2 separate regions of the Homo sapiens genome follow, and region 2 is linked to region 1. Evidence: chromatin loops called from intact Hi-C (ENCODE). Cell type or tissue: MCF 10A. All regions are shown on one strand. Links, peaks and the distances in the headings refer to the core of each region. The heading gives the core; the rest is flanking DNA.

Region 1 (7,644 bases), core at 5,103-7,602:
AAAAAAATTAGCCGGGCATGGTGGCGGGGGCATGTAGTCCCAGCTACTCGGGCGGCTGAGGAAGGAGAATGGCGTGAACCCGGGAGGCAGAGCTTGCAGTGAGCCGAGATCGCGCCACTGCACTCCAGCCTGGGTGAGACGGCCAAGACTTTGTCTTAAAAAAAAAAAACTAGCATGTGTATTGAGACAAGGGAAGTGCTTAACTTATCGATAAAATAAATAATTAAGTTTTACTATTTAGACCAAGTCAGGAAATATTGTCCTTTTATTTCATTACGATTTTCTGATATTTAATCTCACGTAAGGTGGTTACTGTTCTTACTTTTCTCTCCTGCTCTCAATGTCCTGCTCGGTTTGATAGAGTTAAGTGTTGCTTCTCTCCCTGCCCAGAGCTTTGGCTCCAGAAAAGACCCACTCAGGGGATCTCTCTCAGTTTTGCCTTTGAGGCTCCCCCAGTGTCTCGTGTCCCCCCAGCCGCTGACTCTTGAGTTGATAGCTAGTTCCATGTTTCTGCATATTGGCCTGGGTTTAAATGTTCCTTGCTTCCTGAGGCTGCCCTTCAGACCTGGACTCAGTGTCCTTAAGCCCTGGGCAGCCTGCTCACTCCCAAGCAAGCTTCTTCCTGATCTCTTGACCCCTTGCTTACTGGAGTGGATGGAGCAGACACAATGACATTTTAGACTCCTAAGGATTCTCAATGTGGATTTATTGTCCTTTCAAATCCCTTTCAGCCAACTCGAAGGAGCTCTCTCCAAGTGGACAAGTTATCAGGATGGCGTTCGACAGTTCTCCGGTTGGATGGATAGTATGGAAGCCAACCTGAATGAATCAGAAAGGCAGCATGCGGAGCTGCGGGATAAAACAACGATGCTCGGAAAAGCCAAGGTGAGAGCTGGATTTCAGATTCCATGTGTTTTCTCACAGGCTTCTTTAGAATGCCACAGTCAGACAAAAATGGGATTACGTGTACCCTAGGGCAGTGCACATAAGCAAATTACGTTTGGGGCTTTTAGTATAATCTCTAAAGGCTTCTTAAACTGGACTTTCATTTGTGATTACTTTATTAGTGAGTGAAAATTTTTCCTTCCAGGAAAACCATGTAGATCCATGTTTTATGATACAAACCATTTAAAATGTAGCACCATGAAATATCTTTTAATGTCTTCAGCCTGCTCATCATTAGGAAGTCTTCCTTTTTTTTTTTTTTTTATCACATCCCTTTGTGTTATCTTTTGTGCATTCGTCATAATGCTTACATTAGTACAGTACTACATGGAAAGATTTTTTTAAATAAATAAATAATGGCATGTTCTTAAAACTTATTGGCAGTAGTATTCAAACATGAAGTTTTACAGTCCTTTGGTTTATAGCTGCAGCCTCACTCCAGGGCATGATCATCGGTCAGCCTGTTCCATCACCCCCTTACCATTATCCTAAACAGCACTTGTGATCTTCTACACAGAAATCCTTTAACCTCTCACATTCTCTATTCCTGCTCATTTGTATCACCTCACCCTGAATATATTACATTGGAAACCTCATTATTCTCAGTGCCTTCTTTCTCATTGCCACTTTGCATCTGGCACTAGGTCCTACTGATCCATCCTCTTCACCTGAACTGGAACAGACTCCTAATTTTTCACCTTGTTTCTTGCCTCCATCTATTGTTATCTCCTATAAAGATGAATGTCTCACTTCCTGCCTGAGGTCCTGTGTTGGCTTCCCATTGTCTACAGGATAAGCTCAATCTCCGTCACCTGGTTTGTAAGAATGGAAATAAACTCCTCTGCCATGCTCCTTTCCTTCATGCTCCCAGCCTCCTCCCTTGCGCTCTCCAGCCTTGCTGAATCTCACACTATCTCCTGAACATGCCACAATCTTCACAATTCTGTGTCTTTGCATAATCTCTTCTCTTTTTACAGAAGGTCCTTGCTCTGTCTCTGCCCCTGGCAACCTCCTACTTATCTTTCTGAATGAATTTTGAAGTCATTTTAGCTATGCTACACCACCACCGCTCAGGCTTGATTCATTGTTCTGTTCTCTCATAGCCCTTGGTTCAAAGCTCTTTATCAATTTCATATATATTTGCATGTCCCTCTCCTTCAGTGAATAGAGATGCTTAATTTTCTTTATATCCTCAACACTTGGCTCTCTGTCTGACACAGAACACACGCTGAATAAAAGTTATTTAAATGACTAAATGATCTTATGTGACCTATGCCAAGGTACTTAATGTTTCTGGGTCTCATTTATGCATCCATAAAATAATATAATTATAATTATCTGCTTCATAAATACCTGCATGTATTATCTGTTATAATAATTAATTGCTTAATTAATTGGATTGTTCATCTATTCAATCAACATTTATTGAGAAATTGCTACATGTAGGGACTGTGCCCGATTCTAGCAGTAAAAACAGTCAAGCGTATGTTAGTGGGGATGCATGCACTCAGTAATAAATGTACAAATAAATAATTTTAACTGCTGAATACTATGAAGAAAAAAAAAGTAGTGTGGTGTGAGAGAGAATCATTTTGAAAAGGCTCATACAGCTTGTTTGAGGCCAAGGGAGAGGGACAGGAAAGGCCTCTCTGAAACAGCAGACATATAGTCCATGCACTAAAGAATTTAAGCCAGAGAAATGAGCCTGGGGAGGAGTTGAGGAACCAGCATTCCGGATAGAATAAAAAGCAGGTCCTCGGGCCCTGTGGAGGGAAATATCCTGGTGCAGTGGGGAGCTGTGAGGAAACAGGCAGGTGTTGTTGCAGCAGAGAGTAGGCAGGGAGGGGCTGCAAGGGGAGTTTGATGGAGAGACAGAGCCTGATCCTCCATTGCCATGCCAGCTGCTCTGAGGATTTTCCACTTGATCCCGGCAGCATTGGGACGATAATCCAGGTTTTAAGCTGAGAAGCGACACGATTCAACTTTTAATTGCAAGACATTATATCACTTAGACTGCTGTGTGGAGCATGAAATAAGGGACAGGGAAAGAATTGGTGGCCAGGAATCTGCCTGGGATACCACTGCAAAGTCCAAGTGAAAGAGGAGGGCAGCCTGGGCTGGGGAGTTTGCAGGAGATGTGGGGACAGATGTCGCAGTATAATAGGAGGTAGAGCTAACAGGATTTCCTAATGGTTTAGAGGACGGAGAGCTAGAGAGGACGCTGGAACAATTCCCATGTTCTGGGTTGACCGTCTGGGTGGGAGGTCATGGCATTTGCTGTTTGAAAAGAGATGGAAAGAGAAGGGGGCTTCATGGGGGCTGGGGTAGAATAGGGATAGGGTGAACATCAGGGGTCCATTTCTGGACATAATCAGTTTGAAATGTTAAGAGTAGAAATATAAAGTAGTTAATTGGTAATTCATATGTTAGAGAAAGTTCTGGACCAGACATAAAATACACACACACACACACACACACACCCATGCATTCACACACATATCTGTGTCAAATAGATAAAATGATGGAGGAGTGGACGAATAAATAACCTGAGGTCACTTGTCAACTGTACAATTAAAATATCTTGATTTTAGCAGTGTCGTTGATGTGATGGTGCATGAATGGCCACTTTATTTTTCTTAAATGCTCTCTAGTTATTAAATGAAGAAGTGCTGAGTTACAGCAGCTTGCTGGAGACCATCGAAGTCAAAGGGGCTGGCATGACAGAACACTATGTCACCCAGCTAGAACTCCAGGATCTACAGGAACGATACAGAGCCATCCAAGAGAGGGCCAAGGTACGGCAAAGCACTTTCCTTGTAGACTCACCAAAAGGGGAGTGTTTGGAGCTGTGCTCCTTTAAAGACTCATTTATGTTCAAGAATGACAGGCTTGGGAAAACAGAACAAAAGCAAAATGAATTTTTAATATTTTAAAGGAATTACTGGCAAAATCAAAAACCTTCAAATATTGTTAGTATTATGAAAGCTATGAAAGTAAGATAATTTTCAACTAAAAATTCCTAGAAAGGTACCAACTTAAAAAAAATTCTGGACACCTTCAATTGAAGACTCATAAATGCCTTATTATGTCTGATGATGAGAGTTTTCTAAGGTGGGAAATAATCACTGATAGTATTAATCATTCTTCATTTAGTCCTCACAAAGAAAATAAATATGCTTTTTCAGAGCGCATTCTACTATGGAAAATTTAATCCACAGTACGTCCAAATCTTCATTTAAGGCACAATATAAGAATTTCAATTTTCTTCATTAGCAAAAGTGAATTTTTATGAAATTAGTAAAGTGAATTCATTTCTTAGCCTGTTACATTTTATAAGGTGTTCAGAGATCATGTAGTTAATTCAACAAAATAATTAATGACACTTTTATTCCTGAAATATTAGGTTTTTATATTTTTACATAAATATTGAAGATTCATGATTCTAGGAAATAACTCATATTCTAATGTCTCAATAATTATACTTTTCTAAAATTACAAAAGTGAATTACAGCACACTGATGCTTTATAAAGTAATGTGTTCCTAACTTCATTATTTTAAATGCTAATTATAGGAAGCCGTAACCAAGTCTGAAAAACTTGTCCGCCTGCACCAAGAGTATCAGAGAGACCTAAAGGCATTTGAAGTTTGGTTGGGGCAAGAACAAGAAAAGCTCGACCAGTATTCAGTTCTTGAAGGTGATGCCCACACTCATGAGACAACATTGCGTGATCTTCAGGTAAGGCCTCCTTTATCCTAAAACAAAGGAATCTTCATTCTGAATATGGAATTATTATTTTAGGCAATAGGAAGTTAATAGAAACCTTGAGTCCAGTGGCTAGTTGATACACATTAAGTGCAATCCCCATAAGGTTTGATCAAGAACATTCTGAGACCTCAGCAGTATGCGCTAGTTGACATCATTTTGTAGGCAATTTAGGTAGGACAGGACTAGCACTTGGGGGATTCATGGAGCTGCTAGGGTGGCCCTGACAAATGGCTGGAGATCTAATTGATGGGGTTTTCTGGCTTACCTGCCTGTTTCTCCCTAAGGGATCACATCAGATCTGGGGGACAGCGGCAGAAGTCATTAGAAGGTGACACAAAGTCAAACTAGTGGCAATATCTTGAACCATGTAGTTTTAAGCAAAACCTGCCACATTGCTGATGGTACCGGTTCGGGCTCAGAGTTCTAGAAGAAGGAATTACAGAAGTAAAAAAAAATAAGTGTTAGTGCCCAGGCCAGCGGGCCATAATTCACGGTGAGATGCCAGACATGGTGGAGAAAGTGGTCACAATCTATATACTTATTTACTCATTCAGTATTTACTGGATACTTAATACAGTACAGATACTTTGCTAGCTACTTCAGGCAAAGATGATTAAGATATGATTTCTGTCTTCAAGAAACTTGAAATCTGATGAGGAACACAAACCCATAGAAAGATGATTATAAATAATATGGCGAGGACATTAGTAGACTAATGTAAGGGGTCTTATGGTAGCATCAAAGAAGGGCCCATAAACTTACCTTAAGGAATAGGTAGGAATCAAGGAAGTTCACCAAGAAGGGGCCACCATGTACAAAACAAACAGCAGAAGATGGAGGAAGGCCAATGAGACCACTTTATGTCCCACCAGTGATGTGTTGGAACTTACAAATGTGCCATCAGTCCTGATCAGAGTTGGTTCAGGATTGGGTAAGTTTTACCTACAGCTTGAACAAGGTGGGAAAATCAGGGACCATCATGATTATCAGTCACATATAAAATTTCTGGCTTTTTCTACTAGTTCTTGGAAATTGTATAATGGCAAGAGAATGGGGTTGGGATTGGGAAGTTGGGACTCTAATCCTTGATGGGACCCAACACTAGGTGACTTCAGGCAAGAGACAACTTCTCTGACCCAATTTCATCCACAGAGTTGTAAGGATTAACCGAAATGGAAGAAAATCTTATTTAAATATACGGTCTACTCATGAAGTAAGTAAATACTAAAAGTTAGAAGGGTCACAATTTCCTTAGCTTACTTAAGGGTCTCATCCATCCTGCCTCCAAAGAGTAGGATCCACAGGTTTAGCTGTTGTAATTTATTTGACTAGAATTGACTATTTTCTTTACATAACCCTTCTTAGTTCTACACTACCAACATCACTGGTAAGCAAATGCTGAGCTCCCTGTGCTTTTGTGTAGAACTAAGTCAATAGTTACCCATCACCAGCAGATGTTGCTGTTGCTCTGGTCAAAAGAAAATATTTCACTTAAGCCGGTATTCGTGTGGTGCAAACCTAACCTCCCCCTGATTTCACCATGCATTAATTCTTACATTTTCTATTGTGAGCCACCACAAAGGTTAAAAAAGAAGGAAGATGCTAGTGGCAGGAAGCAGTGGTGGAGAATTGTGATGCTGCAACCACAAAGCAGAATTTCTTCAGGATCCTGATGTTCTGTAGCATGTACATGGTGTAGGGATTGGCCAGTAATGTGGAACATATTCAGAAATTATTTTGTATAACCTGAAGGCCTAGTTTGGGTCATAGAACATATATATAGTTTATATATTTTTAATATAATATCTTTAATATATTAATATATATTAATATATTATATACACACATTTATGTTACTTATAGATTTTATATATTTAACAATATTATATATATATTTATTTAAATATTGAACTATTTTTTCCTTCAGAATACAGACTTGAAATTTGGGATATATGAGAATTTATTTAATAGAATATTAACTTGGATAATAGATAAAGTGGTTACTTATGAACTATGGAAAAGATGTTGAGAAGATTAATAGATTAGTCAACTACTGTCCAGGGCCACAGTGTCTGTATTTTTAAATAAAATATTATTGGAATGCAGCCACACCCATTTATTTATGTATCGTCTGTGGTTTTTTTCATACTACAATGGCAGAGTTAAGTCATTGCAACAGAGACCTATGGCCCACAAGATCCAAATTATTTACTATCAGGCCTTTCATAGAAAAAGTTTGCCAACCTTGAATTAGGAAAATAATTATAAAAAATTATCTTGAAAAAAAGTCTAAGAATTTTAGAATAAAGTTTATGTATTTGTTGCCAATTTGATTAATATTTTACCATGTATATCTATAGTTCTTCTCCTTCCATGTGCATATGTCTTTACATTATACTGTGCTTGAAGTGACATCATATTTGAAGAAAAATTTTCTATTAGTTGAAACCATGTGAGAATGTTATTTTTGTAAGAAAAATATTTTAGCAATCTTAAGTGGTTTTTAAAATATAGTATTGAGAAATACTATGTTTTAACTACATATACTGATATTTTTAACATTGTTGATGGGATTTGACTTGATTTATTTTACTTTGGGTGATCAGATCAAGTGACAGTATAGATTTATGTTTATCACCAGAAATATAAGTGTGCCATGTTGTTTTACCAATATCTTTAAGGATATAAGATTCTTTTTGTCCTATAAAAAATAGCATATGCTCTTCAAAACTTGATTTATACTAAATTTGTAGGGTAAATCTTTGGGGTTTAGGCTTTGGTGGAGGAAATTTATTTGCACCTCAGAGCACCTGGTGGGCAGGTGTGATGAACCAATTTCCCAAGTTTGTGTGCCCTGCACTCTCCAGTTTCAAATTTTCTTGGCCACCACAATGCCTAGAGTACAGCTTTGGCAAAAGATTCCTCCTTAGGA
Region 2 (8,815 bases), core at 3,608-6,107, 660 kb after region 1:
AAATATAACACTCAACTAAACTATAAAAAAAGACTTGTTTTCTCCATGTAAGTCAGATTATATGGGCTTCCTCCACCACTTCAACCCACTAATCTAAAGTAATGAAATGCAATCTCTGGAAGTACTCAGAATTAGACATGTAACAGATAATAACAGAGATTTGAAGAAATTTTGCACAAACATGCAACAACCTTAGGAATGAACTCTTTTTTTTTTTTTTCACTTGTCCTCTAGTCTCGCTCTAAATAACCACATGAAGTAAGGAATTGGCTGTTATTCAGTAAATTTGGACTGTGGACACTGACCAAATGGCTTGACATTCTACCTCCACCCCTTATCCTATTTTCAGTCCACATTTTCCCTCCACGGTGACTTTCTGGTTATATATTATCTGGTTTGGCCGTCTCCACTGCCCACTTCAGATAATTGCTCAATTCTCAACTTGGCTTCTTGCTGCATAGGCTTGACCTAAGAGAATGGATGAAGAAAGAGCCAGCATTTTCCTTTGATCTCTCAGAACTCAGGATTCCATTATATAATCTACCATAAATCCTGGCAGTCGAGATTGACACCAACATTGAAACTTGCCATAATATGACACTCCTTATTGATTCATTATGTATTCTGACATTTCTTCATTAACACGAACTCAATACTGCAGTCTGTCAGTGATAAGAAATTTTTCTTAGTTGCCTTCTCAATATTTTTGAGGGTTGCCTTGGTTAATTTTTCTCTTCTGCTATCTAAGCTTCATATGCCAAATGTTCTAACTGGCTATCTGCCTCTAAGGTTTAAGCTCACAGATGTTTCCTTGTGTCCACAGAAAATACTACTCCGCTGAGAATAGTTTTGATAAATAAAATTGGCAATAAATTTAGAACCAAAGAGCTGGATAAAGAAATCAAGTGCAACCCATGTTATCCACACTTTTGTAAATCTACAAACTTGTCTAGTATACCCAGTAATAGTAGATTCTAGGAATCCCATCAACAAAGTAAAGTCTTAAATAATCCCAAAACCTCCTTCTATGTAGCAGTACAAATCTTTTCCCCTACTAAACATTACCATGGCTTCTAACAAGCAGAGAATTGGCACAACAAATTTCACTTCTATTCCAAGTGCAGAGGGAGGAGTAAAATGGACAGAATCCAAATGTCGAGAAAGAAGTGAAGAAAGGACCCTGCAGAGCCCAGATAGGAATAATACGTGAACTGTTCTAAGTGATTAATACTCCACTACATTAATACTGCTTATGCAACACGAATGCTGTAGTAAGCAGGAGACCTTTGCTTTCTGCTTTTTTCCCTTTCCTAGAAAACATTTTCCTAGGAGTCTTTCCCTTCACAAATGACATGTGAAGGAGCTATATGCTTGATTTGTGAAGATTGAGTGATCCGGAGGAATAGGACCGTCAAACGGACAAGAGCAGTGTTCTTCCTGTTGAATGTTATCATGTCACCCTCTCCTGGTACTTCGCTGCTCAAAATTCAAAGCCCAGGCATTTCCACCATGGAACATTCTCAGGAGTGTAGCATCATCATTTGAGATTTACTGTAACTGAAGTGAAATTATTTAGTGGGTTTGGCCTTTTTCCCTCCCGACTCTACCCCCAGTAGCTCCTTGCCTTTTCTTTTTAAATTGTTGCTCTAGCCTTTTATTTCCCCTTGGAAGAGAAGGAAAAAGAGGAAATCAGAAAGGACACTCGTCCTCCTTCCCTCTACCCACAAATCACAGAATTTAGCTTTTCCATTCCCATAACTGTAAAGCATTTTAGGCAACTGCAGGAGAGATCACAGTTTTCCTTTCCAAGCAGAATCCTAAATCAGTGCAATGAAAACATGTCTGTCTTTTATTCCCAGCACAGATGCCCATGGGTTTGGTTGTGTTTATACTGTCAGTATCTTAAGTCACTTTTTTTTTTTTTTAAGACAAGATCTTGCTCTGTTGCCCAGGCTGGAATGCAGTGTGCAGTGGCGCTATGTCAGCTCACTGCAGCCTGGATCTCCTGGGCTTAAGTCATCCTCTCACCTCAGCCTCTCAAGTAGCTGGGACTACAGGCGTGCACCACCACACCTGGCTAATTTTTGTATTTTTTATAGAGATGGGGTTTCGCCATGTTGCCCAGACTGCTCTCAAACTCCTGAGCAAAAGCAATTCACCCACCTCGGCCTCCCAAAGTGCTAGGATTACAGGTGTGAGCCACCAGCATTAAATGTTCTGTCGCCCAGGCTGGAGTGCAGTGGTACAATATTGGCTCACTGCAACCTCCACCTCCCGGTTCAAGCGATTCTCTTGCCTCAGCCTCCCTAGTAGCTGGGACTACAGGCGCATGCTGCCACACGGGGCTAATTTTTTATTTTTAGTAAAGAAGGGGTTTCACCATGTTGGCCAGGCTGGTCTCGAATGCCTGACCTCAGGTGATCTGCCTGCCTCAGCCTCCCAAAGTGCTGGGATTACAGGTGTAAGCCACCACACCCAGCCCTTAAATCACTATTCTAAGAGAAGTTTGCTAAAGGCAAAAGCTATAGAATCATAAAATACTACAGCTGCAGGGACCACACATTTCCCCTAGTCCAAAGATGCCATCCATTTTGTGAGGGAAATGAGGTGTTAAAAATAAAAGACTTATTCAGTACCCAACATAAAGTACCTATTTAATAAATATAAAAAATTCAAATGGTCTGAATCCTAATCTCACAGAAATATGATCATTTTCTTCTGCATCTATATCTTGTCCAAAGAAAATAATTTTACTATAAAAATATTCCAAGTAAACAGCATTTTACACATATAAGGCATACTGCCTTTCAAAATTATATCACTTAGTCTTCATTGTATCACTAGTATAATGTTTTGACGGCTGTCTGGTAGTTGTTATGCCCATTTTACAGTTAGGAAGATGGGGCACCAAGCTTGCAGCTTCTCACTGCGCACATCAGTGGCACAGTCCCATCTTTTGATTCTCAATACACTTCTTTCTCCACCAATCATTTCTGAAACAAAATCTTTACAACCATAAACAATCATGATTGCAAAAAACAAGTCCTAAAAGATTTTTTTTAATGGTGTGACACCTCCCTTGAACTATTTCCCTCACCTCCGAATTGATGTACCCACTCTTCATCTGAAAACTTCAATCCACACAGTATTTTTCTAAGGTTAAGTCTTTATTTCATTCCAATCCTACACCAACATCTTTAATGCCTACAAGATAAAGTTCAAGCTCCTTAATAGGACATCTGACTCTCCACTTCTAAATTACCTCCTACCACCACCTTGCACTTTTCTTAACTATGTTTCTGTCAGACTGATGGTTTCCCAAAACCACCTCCCCCATGCCTTTCATTATGCACCTCCTTTTCCTTGTATTTTCCCATGTAAACATTACCTGTCCTTTAAGGTCATGGTCAAGAGTCGCTTCCTACCCAAAGCTATCCCTAACCATCCTGCACCAACCCAGAAATACCTTCTTCTGTTTACACTTCCTCACCGTGGTGCTCAGCACTCTGCAAGCACTCTTCACATTCTACTCTGCTGAATTGTATTAGTTGATGTTATGGCTTTAGGCACATATTGTAGTGTGCTACTCTGTAATAGTCACATATCATATTATGTGCCTTACTGATCACACCTGATAGAGATTGTCTAGGGATCAAGGAACATGCCAGGCTCAATCTCACTCTACAATTATGTGCCAAACACCAGTGTGTACCAGGCACTTCCCAAGGCACAGGGTAGAAAACTGAACAACCCCATCTATGCACCCGAGGCACTACTTATTTATTTATTTATTTATTTATTTATTTATTTATTTATTTATTTATTTGAGATGGAGTCTCTCTATGTCTCCCAGGCTGGAGTGCAGTGGTGTTATCTCAGCTCACTGCAACCTCCGCCTCCCAGGTTCAAGCGAATCTCCTGCCTCAGCCTCCCAAGTAGCTGGTATTACAGGCATGCACCACCATGTCCGGCTAATTTTTTGTATTTTTAGTAGAGATAGCATTTCACTATGTTGGCCAGGCTGGTCTCAAACTCCTGGCCTCAACTGATTCACTGGCCTCAGCCTCCCAAAATATTGGGATTACAGACATGAGCCACCATGCCCAGCCCTGAGGCACTTTTAATCTAGCTGGGAATAGAGACTCTAGGACAAGCCATAATAAACCACAGCAAGGCCCTTGTCAATATTACTCATTTCTTAAATAAAATTAGAAAAAGAATTTAACAATATGAGTTAAATTAAACTATGCATATATTGGATTCTAAGTAACCTTAATCCTTAAATATTCTTTCAGAAAACTTGATGCAGGTACGATTTCCAAAATTTTAAATTTTGTAAATTTTGTAAAATTTGGAATTTCCCAATAAGGAATTTCCAAAATTGCTTATTAGAAAGAAAGAGCAATTTGTGTCTTTATTTGTCACATAGTTTTAAGGTGAAAGATACTAAAACGGATTACTATATGTGATGCAATTATCTTTATTAAGCACCTTTCTTTACATGGTTTTAAGCAAATAAATTCTGACCAGTTATTGCTTCTAATAAATAATTATTAGAGTACAAAAGCCAAATTTCTTCTGTCAGATACACTCAAATTTTCTTGTTGATTTCTTGGTGTCCTTAGTAACGTTCCAAAAGGAATTATTCCAATGAGACCATTTCTATGAACAGCAGAGGAAAGAAGGATCTCAAAAATGCAGATCATCCGTTTGCAAAAGGACCTTGATGGCTTCCTCTGAACCAATCTAGGGGAGGAGGTATGTTTAGGGGAGCTGAGCTGCTGGTCATTTTGACAAGGAAACAGTTGGAAAAAGAAATGTCAAAAAGCCAGTGGCACTCTCCTATTCCAGCAAAAGTCAGGAACCTCAGCAAGTCTACTCACACTAAGCTCTCTAGGATTGTCAACTTGTTGGGGCCTGTCTCTGCCTCCTTGTGATTGGCCTGTGTGTTGTCTTCAAGGCAGCAAGAAAGGAGAACTGGAAGACTGCCCATGTTATATCCATTCTTAGTAGGAAAACCCAAAAAATTGAGAGTGGGTGGCAGCTTTAAATAGGAGACTAAATCCAAATGAAGTTATTAAAGTCTGTGCTTAGGGAAACCAAGCTCCAGGTATGCATTCAACAGGGATCTTGATGGTTTTTACAACAGAAAGGCTAGGGAAGCTCCTAGCTACTTGTCTTCTCAAAAGAAATCAGAGAGCATCCCACAATACTGGAGGGGTGCCGCCAGAAGAGGATTACCACCATCCCCTCAAAACCGCATCCATACTGCTGCTGTACTCACATTCCAGCTTTGCCACATGGCTGGGAGGCGGAGACTCCCCACCCACACTTCCACCCTGGCACACTTTCTGTTTTTGAGAAGCATAAACCAATCTGCCCCTCATATCTATCTCATAGCACTACAGCCAGGTGAACCCTCATTCACTTAGTGGGAAGATTTTACATGGAACTAAGTAATAATTTATGCATTGCATATAACAACTTACTTTTTTTTTTTTTGTCTTTTTTTAGATGCAGTTTCACTCTGTTGCCCAGGTGGGAGTTCAATGGCACAATCTCGGCTCACTGCAACCTCCACTTCGCGGGTTCAAGCGATTCTCCAGTCTCAGCCTCCCAAGTAGCTGAGATTACAGGCCCATGCCACCACTCCTGGCTAATTTTTGTATTTTTAGTGGAGACGGGTTTCACCGTGTTGGCCAGGCTGGTCACGAACTCTTGACCTCAGGTGATCCACCCACCTCAGCCCCCCAAAGTGCTGGGATTATAGGCGTGAACCACCAATCCCGGCCACAACTTGCATTTTATAAAAGTGAACTTTGTACAAAACTCTTTTACATGCATTACTTTATTTAATCCTCATGAAGAGCCACAAAACTTCTGTGACTCGGATGTAATTATTCCCATTTTACAGATGAAGTTGCTGAGGCTAAGAGAGGGTGTAATGTTATCTCCCATCAACCCCAGATGCTTAACCTGCTTTCCCAAGGCCAAATTCATATTGATTACAAACTTTAAAAGTTAATACTGTCTCAAGTAATGGCTAAAAGCATGAGCTTTGGAATTAGATGAGTTTATCTTCAAGTCCTAGGGCTGTCACTTTTGAAGCTGTGTAATATTGGGCATGTTACCTAGCTTTGCAAAGCCTTAGTTTCCTCATTTGTACAACAGGAATCATAACGTTGTTCACCACCTGGGGTTGCTGTGAGAATCACACGTAATAACACTATAAAAAGCATCGCACAAAGTAAGAGCTGCCCCAACCTTAGGTGCTACTATAGTTGTTATTATTACCACCTCGTGGACATATGTTATGGGGCCAGAGTGGGAGAGACTATCTCAGGTCTTTGGTATCACATTGAATTAGAACATCAGCATACAACCGGGTATGCTGGCTGACGTCTGTAATCCCAGCAGTTTGGGAGGCCAAGGCGAGTGGATCACTTAAGGTCAGGAGTTTGAGACCAGCCTGGCCAACATGGTAAAACCCCGTCTCTACTAAAAATATGAAAATTAGCTGGCCATGGTGGCACATGCCTGTAATCCCAGCTACTCTGGAGGCTGAGGCAGGAGAATTGCTTGAACCTGGGAGGCGGAGGTTGCAGTGAGCTGAGAAAGCACCACTGCACTCCAGCCTCGGTGAAAGAGCGAGACTCCATCTCAAAAAAAAATCAGCATAGAGCTCTATGTGTGTATGGACTAAGACATTGCCCAACAATGAAGCAACATGCTTCTGTTGATGTGAAAGGGAATGTGAAGCATTTGTAACACGTTTTTGACACGCTCATCTCAGCAAGATTTTTTTGTTACCCTTCTCATCACAAAGATAGTCACAAAGGAGAGGAATGATGGAAGAATGATGGAGGTTCCTGGACTTTCTCTTCCAACACTTTATACTCATTACAGAAGCAGCAGCATTTCAACAGATGGTACGCTCAGTTGATTGGATTGACTGCCCTTTGCTTTTTAGATCAAGTTTCCAGTTATGATCAGATGTTCATAAATTCCTAGCAGCTTTGGTGCTGACCTTGAATTATTTCACTGATTCAACCAACATGTATTGAGTACCAGGCACTGTGCTAGGCTTAGAATAGAAATAACTTCCTCATACTGAGTTTCTAATGCTTGGAAACTGCAAGGAGTTTAATGAGTGGCTTAATGTCATTTATTCCATATAATATATCTGGTAGCTACTGTTAGTACTCCCACTTTGCAGATGAGAAATTCAAGGCATGAGGTTAAATAATCTGCCTCTAAATTGCACAGCTAGAGAGTGGTGGGAGCTATGGCTGGTACTCAGTCATTTTCCATGGATCTGAATTAAACTACTTAATATCAGAATTCTTACTGAAGAGTGATCTGCTGTGGAAAACCTGAGCAGAGGTATCAGCTTTCCAGCGAATATTTTTAGGGGCAGATGGATAGGGTAAGCCCCTTCATTCTCCGAAAGAATCACAGACTTTCAGAGAGAAAAATGTTATACGCCTTAGATAGAACGATAAAACTCAATGATGTGTACGCTTTTGCTGTTGGGTCCAGTGGGAATGATTCAGAGGAAGTCTACTGAGATGTTGCCCAGAAGGCAGGCACACCATCATCACTCTTACCTGTACAGTGCACGCCTTTCAAAATAGCACTTCATTAGACAATATGCAGGAGGTTTCACAGATGGCGCCTCTTTCTCGGAGATTAACAATGGAGACCCTCTCCTGATAGAGGTGGATGGACAGGACCATATCTCCACTGCCATAGATGAAGACTATGCTATGACTTTTTTTTTTACAGTGTGGATGGTCTACCCAGAGCTGGGTCACTCTCTTCCTTGCCCTTTTTTCCGAATAGCCAATCTGCAGTCCTGGAGCACAGCTGTTCCCTATTCAAAGCAAAGTAAACTCAACCACCAGGCCGTCAGCCCAAGCGATTGTTCTGAGCAACTAGGATAAATGAATGCAGACAGACTCAGAGAAGACCTGCAGATAACCATGTGAAAATGTTTAGCAGATGCCTGATGTAAATACTTACACTGTGTGGAGGTTTAGAGTGAGTGTTTGAAGGGAAGGTAGATGGTAGCTAGCTCTAAACCCAATATTGAACAAAAAGACACAGAGTTATCAGAAACGAAAGATAGTTGGACTTTGTTCTTGCTGCAAGTTTAAGACACAAGAGCTTTATTCCTTTCCTTGACTGTCACAAGCAATAAAATGAAACACGTATCTCCAAATGTCCAAGAAAAATCTTCTACTCGTAAATACGACGCTTGTATTCTTAAGGAAAATTTTGCTTTTTTCCTACATGTCGTATCTTTTACCTACATTGTTTTTATTTGTAATTTCCTTGAAAATCTGACATTCTAGAGTATTTTATCCAACTGCTACAGCATTATCTGCATGCATTCCAAGGCCTAGTGGGCAGTCATCACAGGATATTAACAAAATCAAAGAAAATATTTGCTTTTGAGAAATAGGAAGGGATTTTATGGTATACAAATGGACCCTGAACCATCCATGGTTCTCAAACATTCTCATCCAATTTAAGTTCTCTGTACGTTTCAGAATTCAGTTCAAATACTTCTACCTGGTCTTCCTGTTTACTCTCAATATTAAAATATGTATATACCACATTCAAAACCAGATGAGTTTCCCAGCAACCTCATATACATGGAGTTGCTCTGTAAGCCTATTAGATCTGGCACATAAAGGCATTAAAAATCTGGCACCTTTAAGCAGGAACCATTGCCATGATCACAAGTCCTGATTAAGCCCAACCCTTCTATCGAGTAAATTGCTTTAAAATCTTTTAATCATGTTGGCTCCTA

What was found. A loop is a pair of places that touch in the nucleus more often than their neighbours do. Peaks named below come from ENCODE experiments on the same cell type or tissue, not always from the same donor. Only the 100,000 strongest peaks of a DNase experiment are listed, where the experiment ranks them.
Region 2: a loop joins it to region 1, with 3 times the contacts of the local background. A loop is called at or near these places in 3 of 110 quality-filtered maps.

The regions. Positions count from the first base shown.
Region 1 is chr6:152,355,411-152,363,054 of GRCh38, reverse strand. It overlaps SYNE1 (spectrin repeat containing nuclear envelope protein 1), which reads left to right. Exons shown (of 146, transcript NM_182961.4): 64 at 732-885; 65 at 3,597-3,740; 66 at 4,518-4,682. Among named protein-coding and RNA genes, the nearest start is that of SYNE1-AS1, 21 kb to the left of the region's middle. In MCF 10A, for the core only: a CTCF peak has its summit at 6,153 (motif pointing right); no DNase peak of the experiment used is centred there.
Region 2 is chr6:151,691,483-151,700,297 of GRCh38, reverse strand. It overlaps a transcript of ESR1 not described here. Among named protein-coding and RNA genes, the nearest start is that of ESR1, 110 kb to the left of the region's middle. RefSeq lists a silencer at 3,568-3,695. In MCF 10A, for the core only: no CTCF peak of the experiment used is centred there; a DNase peak (open chromatin) is centred at 4,927.